Regions from separate parts of the Mus musculus genome. Here region 1 is linked to region 2. Evidence: chromatin loops called from intact Hi-C (ENCODE). Cell type or tissue: heart. All regions are shown on one strand.

Evidence for each region. Peaks named below come from ENCODE experiments on the same cell type or tissue, not always from the same donor. Only the 100,000 strongest peaks of a DNase experiment are listed, where the experiment ranks them.
Region 1: a loop joins it to region 2, with 1.9 times the contacts of the local background. A loop is called at or near these places in 1 of 42 quality-filtered maps.

Annotation. Positions count from the first base shown.
Region 1 is chr12:104,897,480-104,901,479 of GRCm38, reverse strand. No RefSeq gene overlaps it. Among named protein-coding and RNA genes, the nearest start is that of Clmn, 34 kb to the right of the region's middle. In heart, a CTCF peak has its summit at 2,455 (motif pointing right); a DNase peak (open chromatin) is centred at 1,459; H3K27ac peaks cover 323 bases.
Region 2 is chr12:104,844,265-104,848,264 of GRCm38, reverse strand. The region is part of intron 1 of Clmn (calmin); the gene reads left to right. Among named protein-coding and RNA genes, the nearest start is that of Clmn, 19 kb to the left of the region's middle. In heart, no CTCF peak of the experiment used is centred here; a DNase peak (open chromatin) is centred at 2,314; H3K4me3 peaks cover 1,006 bases; H3K27ac peaks cover 915 bases; H3K27me3 peaks cover 1,276 bases.

The sequences.
Region 1 (4,000 bases), 53 kb before region 2:
CTCTGCCAAATCAAACAGAGAGGAAACAAGCCCGAGCCTGCAGAGAAACCAGATTCTCCTGAAATGGCGGCTGCCTGCTGTGTCTGAAAGGCCTGCTCCAATAAAGCGGCTCCGAAAGGCCCAAAGGACCCCCATGGCCCTCATCTCGGTGGTGGTGCCAATAAAATTCTCAGAACATCCAGGCCGCAGGCCCTGTAGGCACTGCCCGGACGGACGGACATAAACCAGCTATGAGCAACTGGGGAGTGGGCGGGAAGAGGCCTGCTCCTCACAAGACCCACCAGCCAGCCAGCAGCCCACAGGCCAGAAAGTAATGGAGAAGCCATTAGGGAGAGAGGGAGGCTAAGGTAGCTAGGTGGGAGGAGGGGTCTGCCACCTCTGCTCAAAACCAAGCCCAAGCCGTTAATTCCATAGGAGCTGCAGGAAGGAGCAATGGCCGCTAGCAAACACAGGCTCCTAAAGGAATCTATGGGGGAAGCGGCCTCAGGAAACAACTGCAGACCTAGAGGCTATAAACTCAATTTTGAGGGACTCAGTCTTGAGACAGTGTCTATAGTCCACAGAAAGGGAGAAGTGTGTGTGTGTGTCTGCTTGCATATATGTGACTAAGAATCCAGTCATTGGACATACGAGTTATGTGTGTGCACCCCTGTCTTCATGTGTACAGCTGACCCTCTTTATTTGTGGGAACATGGAATTGTCTATAGAGCCAGCCACCTGCCGAATTAGCTACCTGGAAGACAATGTAGTTAGAAAATAGTATTTGCATCTGTGCACTCTCATAGTTCCCTGAGCAAGACAGCATATTTATATAGCGTTAAAGTGCATGGGAGGGTGTGTACAGGTGGAATACCGAAGCCGCATCATTTACATATGGGACTCCCATATCCGTAGATTTGGGTATCTGAGGGGATTTTAGAACCAATGCTCCCTGGATACCAAGGGAAACTGTGCAGTAGGTGTGGGTATGGAGAGAGTACATGCACACATGTGTATGCATGTTTATGTGTCTGTAGAGGTCCCGAGCTTAATAAATCAAACATAAGACATATAGCTAAATTTGGGTTTAGACACATACAAAAAAAATAGGTTTTGATAGGAATATCCACCAACATTTCATAATAATATACTAAAATGTATCTTTGTTATTTTACAGGCAAAAATCAACTCGAATCTCTTAGTTTTGTTTATTATATTTAGTTTGAAAAAAAGAATGACCCCCTCCACAGAGACAGACAGACAGACAGACAGACAGACAGACACACACACACACACACACACACACACTCACACCAATACACAAAGTTGTCCTTGCAGAGGTTTGAGTGAAGCGCCCAGCTAGCCTAGTTCAGGGCTGTGACATAAATTCCTGGAGGCCATCACACACTGGGATAGAATCCAGTCTGTCACCTGGAAAAGAGCCAGGAGACTTTCTTGGTGAACGGTAGTGGAGAGGGGAAGCCATTTGCCACCTGGACAGTCTGTGCCTTGGCCCTCTGCAGTGCCCATGGCTTGCCGGCAGCTTCATAACTAGCTAGACAGGGCAGCCAGAGGATGTGTCTAGCAAGTGAGGCCTCCAAGGGTCCACTCTAGGGCCCCAGTGGGAGATCACAGACCTAGTAGGAGATGGGAGAAACCACTGGAGCCCCCCCCCTCCCCCGTGATCTGTGCCTCTTTCCTTCAATGTGGCAAACCTGTGCTTTATGACAGACAGGGGCTAGTGTTGGAGGTCAGCTTCCGACACTTGGATAAGGACACACCGGTCATCCTGGCACCAGAAAAGTCCATTTAAGCACTTTTGGCCCTGCCTGTGTGACAAGCTTTCGTTCCCTGTGCAAAGCAAGGACAGTTTCCTATCTCACAAGAGGAGGATTCAGGGTGACTTTATCTGGGCATCTCTCTCTCACACACAGGTTGATAGATAAACGCTGCCCTCTGCAGAGATGCGAGGGCACTAGAAAGGGACTAGGAAGTCTGTGGCCGTTCTGCCCTAGTGGTCCACAGCAGAGCCCACGCAGGGAGAGTCAGCGGCCTCCAGGCTTCTCTGTGCATCCAGTGTACACGCCCACCTCTGCCCATGGCAAGCTCAGGAAGTCCTTCCTGGAGAGAAAGTGGCGGCTCCCTGGAGAAGGAAGAGGAAGGCTCACAAGCACAAGCCCCGCCTCCTCAGAGCCAGAAAGGTAGGTGGATGTGCAAACGCCACTAGCTCACCGGCTTCTGTTTCCCCAGAAGATACTAGATTTTAATCAGAGAGACAGAAAGATGAACCTGGCTGGACCAAAGAAGGCAGGAGATGGTAGAGTGCGGGGAAAGTGACTTTTCCGGCCTGGAGTGAGCACGGAGACTATCTTCACAATGTGTTCTTCGCCTGGAAGGTTCTGTCAAACCCGCTGATGAAGGCACCTCATGGCAACCCTCAGAAACCCCAAGTAATCAGCGCCAGCAACCCACACTCTCCAGGAGGGGGCACTGTCGACCCCACATGGGCTAGCTCAAGACCTACTCAATGTGGACTGTTGTTTTAGTGAAGGCCGCTTGGACACTGCAGCCCTCCCAGAATTCCCAGCGGCTTGTAGGCTGCTCACATCAGCCCTTTCTGGCACAGCCCAGTCATTTCTTGCTTCGTTAAGGGCTGACCCTAGCCATCACTGTCACGGATACCATTTACTGAATGTGTCAGGTACTTTGGACTTTACCCAAACCCACAGGAGTCCTCTGGCTGGCAGAGGCGTGTGTGTGTGTGTGTGTGTGTGTGTGTGTGTGTGTGTGAGAGAGAGAGAGAGAGAGAGAGAGAGAGAGATTATTCCTGTTTTACAGATATGAAAGGCAAAATCTCGGGCCACTTAGGCAATAGTCAACTGCTCACAGGGCTTTTCTCTATTGACATGTCTTTCCAGTCCGTGCTCCAGCCTCAGCTGCTGTCCTTGCATGGAGCTGACCACCGCTGGCGTCAAGGACATCCTTGGCTAGCTGTCCCTCATGTGTCACCCAGAGCACTTCAAATAGCCCCCCTTCTCTAACTGAGCCCCAAATCAGGACTGGGTGTTGTGGGACCAGGTAGAATGCAACCTTTTATCTTGCCTGAGGGAAATCTATCAGCCTCCTGGAGCAGGTAACACTCCTACTTCAGAACTCTGGGGTCTGGCCTAGAGGACCGAGCACTTTCTGAACACGATGCTTCATATCTAAAATGGGAGGCCCAGAGAGCTGGCTTGCTGTCTAAAGAGCCCAGCAAGCACAAGACAGACAGCAGGTCCTGCTTCCTTTTTTTCTGCTCCAGGGGATGTGCTACAATGTCTGCACACATTTGATGGTCACATTGAGGAAGGGTAGAACTTCTGTGATCTGGTGAGCAGCGGCCAGTGAGGCTGCGGCACACTCCCCCCCCCCCATCCCCATAATGTCCCCCCCCCCCCCATGATGTCCAGGACAGTCCAAGGAAACAGGACTGCTTATTCCCACAAACACATGGTGGGCTTTGGAGACCCCTGACTTAATCCTGTCATTTTGCCTTGGAATCTTTCACAGGGGCAACTTGGAGCTCAGACTGGGAGATGCGTGGTCTGGTATACAAGGTCACATGTCACAGCTCAGAGGGACCCTGTTTCAAGATCCTGAAACAGTAATGACAACACCAGTTGAGAGAGACTCATGGGCCTGACTCTGGAGGTGGCAGGGGTGGTTGGCTGGATTCTCTTATGAACCTCTAATAAGTAAAATGTTTTCTGTAGAGGCGCAGAGCAGTCAGACAGCCTGTCCAAGATCACACAGCCCTCCCATGCAGAGTCCAGATTTAAGCCTAGAAATGATAGAATCCAAAGCCTACATTCTTTCCATACCTGGCCACCCCCCTGCAGAGTTCCCACATAACACACAGGCCCCTCGCTTTCCAAAACAAACAGGAGCGGTCTGTAGTCTCCATTCTTTCGCAGGCTTGTCATCTGTGCTCCTGTGAGACCAGCGTTTTCCAGTTCTTGGTCCATCAACCCTACCTGAGAAC
Region 2 (4,000 bases):
TGAAAAGATACGCACGGGGTGTCTACACTCGGCCACAGCTCGCCATAGCTTCACCCTGCTCAGCACTCTCTGGCCGACATTTGTCACCCTCCTGACACAAAGCATATCTCTGTGTGCATGGTGCATATGTATGTACATATTTAGGTGTATATGTGTGTTTATGTATGTATATGTGTGTATGTATGTATATGTGTGCATTTATGTGTGTGTATGTGGTGTGTGTATATTTGTGTGTACATGTGTGTGTGTATGATGTGTATGTATATGTGTATGTTTGTGTATATGTGTATATTATGTGTGTATGTGTGTGCATGTATGTGTATATATTTGAGTGTGTATATGGTATGTGTGTGTGTGGTGTGTGCATGTATGTGTGTATATGTGTGTGTGTGTATGTGTGTATTTGTGCATGTGTGTATATGTATGTGCACGTGCATGTGTGTGATGTTGATGCTGGTGTCCTCCTCAGTTACTCTTCTACCTTATTTCTTGAGGCAGAGTCTGACTGGGCACACTAACTGGCCAGAAAGCTCCAGAGATCCGCCTGTCTCTGTCTCCTAGCACTCAGATTACAGTATAGACGTCTACACCTTGCTCTTTACGTGGGTTCTACGGTTTAGGCCCTCATACCCTCTGCAGGAGCACTTTACTGACTGAGCCATCTCCCTAGCCCCAGCATGTATGTTTGGCATCCTTCCCAAAGCCATGCAATTTCTTTAGCCAAAGCTACAGGAGATAATGTGCCCTTGAGTCAAATGAGCCACACCCCTCCATCAGTGTGGTCCAGCTGGCAAAATCAGGGAGATGCTGTCAGCCGATCTGACCTGGAGGCAGGGTTTGTGTGTGTCTGTGTGTAGGTCTGGATTTGACTACGCAGCTGCCACAGGGAAATCTTTGTGGTTATGCAAACGGGTTGCGAATGCTAGACTTTCACCTTGGTGGCCATAGATACCCTCCACCTGTCTGTGGGTCTTCCAGTGGACTCAGGGCTTGAACACAAGGTTGAAGAGTTAAAAGGTTGTCTGAAGGGTTCTCCAGAGGGTTCTCCTCCTGGATGTGCCGGAGCGCTGAACCAGCTTTGGACAGAACTTGGTGGGTAGGGTGCACAGCCTGCAGAGGAGATAGTATATTTATATACTGTTCATCTGTACATCTATATACAACCACTCTTGTTTGTACGTGGCTATCAGACCACGTGGCCTCTTTGCTGGGCCACCAGCCTTGTCTTCTTCTGTTCCTTTTCCATCACAGGCCTGGCTCTCATTACCCCTCACAGGTGCCCATTGCCTCACTGTCTAAGATTGGCCTTGCCCAGTGTCTTCCTACACATGTTGGGCTGTCCCTCCTGGCCTCTGGTGAGAGAGAAAGCTCTCTGTTTTTGGCAGTAACCTTGTCACTTGCCTGGCTGCTCTCTGTTCTTACCTGCCTGTTGGGGACTGGCTGCTCTGAGCTGGCCCAGGGTTTGCCCAGGAGCACCCGTGGAGTGGGCACACCAGGCCCTGTGAGCAGTGGGCTTTGGCTTCCTTGTACCTTTCCTGGGGACACAGAAGCCTTTTCCTAGACAGAGCTGCCCCAGGTGAGGCTCGTCCTAAAGGGCAATTTGTCATGAGTAGTATTTTCTCAGGGTAGGTTCTGAGAAAAGTGGTGGCCCAGGCTCTTGGGCAACATTTGGGGTAGATGTTAATTCAATTTTAATGATTTTACGTAAGTGGCAGGGGTATGGGGCGATATGCACATGTCATGAGGCACAGGGGTGGGCGGGGGAGGTCAGAGGTCAACTTGCAGAAATTTGTTCTCCCTCTCCACCGTGTGTGTGGTAGGATCTCACACAGGGTGCCAAGTACCTGCACCTAGTCTTCTAGCCCAGCCCTGAAATGAATTTTAAAATTGGGGTTTCCATTCACCACCTTTGGGGGATAGGTTTCTGGCCTAGAATACTTTTTATTCTGCCCTCAGGCAATTAAAAAACAAAAAAACAAACCAAACCAAAAAGCCCTGACCTCTTAGCCTGAGAGGATGTGAAAACCCGCGAATCAAATCCAAAGGAGCAGTCGCCATAGCACGGGCTTCTCAGCCCCTCCTCCACTGGCTTGGGTCACGGGGCGAGCATTTTCTGACTACCTAAGACATGAAGGGGCCCAAGGATAGTCAGGCTGGAGGAAGTAGCCACTGTGCTCAGCTCCTGGACAAGAGGCATTTCAGGGTAGCAGCCTAGAAAAACGAGGAAAGGAGGTGGGGTGGGGTGGGGTGGGGTGGATCTGGGACTTGGCGATCCCGAGTCCCAGCAGGAAGGGGTGTGGTGAGTCGGAAGGACTTGAGATCTGGGCTCAGGTCCTGACTCCTCCCCTTGGAGCTCCGGTCCTGACTCCTCCCCTCTTGGTAGCCAGGTGCTTTCCTGCGCTCTTTGCTAGTCAACAAAGAGTGCCCTGCGACAAGCCAGTGTTCTCCCAGTTCCCTGCGGGGCTTCCCTCCCCGTGGGGATCTTTGAGTTCGCAGGGAGGGCCCCTGTCTGTAGACTCTTCAGCGAAGTCCTCAGACTTTAGGCCAGTGCTTACCTCAGGCAGAGCCAATCTCTAAGGAAGACTTGGTATCCGCTGGGGAGGTTTGGGGTTTCAAGACTGAACGGGTGCTATTTTTTTTTTCGGGAGGTAGGGGTGGAGCAGAGGTCCCAGTACCGTTTAATACCTTGCCAGGCACAAATGAACTCCCCACTAGTGGGAGGTGGAACCCTGCCCCATTCTGGACACTTAGACTGCAGCTGGCTGACCCTCACCAGTGACTCAGGCTGGAGATCTGGGTGGGGCCGAGACAAGCATATCTAACAGGGTCCCCAAGGCGAGCTGTCCCTGTGCTATGCTCTCCTAAGATCACAACAGAGAAGGGGGTTATTTCTGCAGCCAGAGTCATGGCCACCGTTCCTGGGGTACAATGGGGAAGGGTCCTGTGACCATGTTATGACCAATCAGGAGTGGGTTTTTTTATCCCCACCCCCCTTTCCACATGGATAACTGAAAGCAAGGAATATTGTTCCTGCTAAGCATATGAAAGCACCGCCCCCTCACCTCACCAGCCTTCCCCACATCCCACAGAGCTGAGCTGTCACTCTCTTGGGCCTGCCACAATTGCTCCATGCGTCGACTCCAGTCACCAGTGGCTAGATGTGGGCAACAGGTGCCCCCTTCCTCTCCCAGTTCAGAAGGGCAGCCCAAGGGAGAGAGGAAGGAGCCAGGGAGGAAGGAGTTACAGGACTGGGAAGCCCAGGGCAGGGAGGTACTCAGGTACCCTAGTCTGCCTCCCAAGGCTTGCAGGCAGGAGCTCGGGGCTTGGGTGGGCATTGAGTCACTGGTCTGTAAACAGGGCTGCTCACCTGCTGCAGGCTCCTGCCTCACACCCATCCTACTACAAGACTTCTTTATAAGGAAGCTGGGTGTGGTGGCACACATATACCTTCAATGCCAGCACTGGAGAGGCACAGGTAGGAGGATCTCTGAGTTCAAGGGCAGCCCCGTCTAGGGCATGAGTTCCAGGACAGCTAAGGGCTACATAGAGAGTCCCTATCTCAAGGAACTATCATCACCAAAGAAAGTAAGCACTTGGGATCATCACAAGTTATATGGGGGAGGGGGTGCCACATCCCTGACATTAAAGGCCTCATTTCTGCATGACTGGCTCTTCCGTTTGGGGACTGTGGCTCATGGCTGCATGGCCCCTCAGAATGTCCTGCATCCTTGTACGCCTTGGTCCAGACTAGACAAGGGTGGCCACATGGGTTCTGTGGTGGATGATGTCATAAGTAAGCTGACCTTTGAAATCTCTCGCTCACTAACTCCCATAACAGAGAGCTTCCTTGTCAAGGAGACTTTACCAGGTTCTTTCAAGACTGGTAAAGCCAGACCCTCAAGGAAAGCAGCGGCAGCAAGGGGTCTGCTGGCCTGCCTTTCTCTTTGACTCCTGTGCCCCCTACTACCCCCAGTCCCCCCCCCCCCCAGCCAGAGCTACC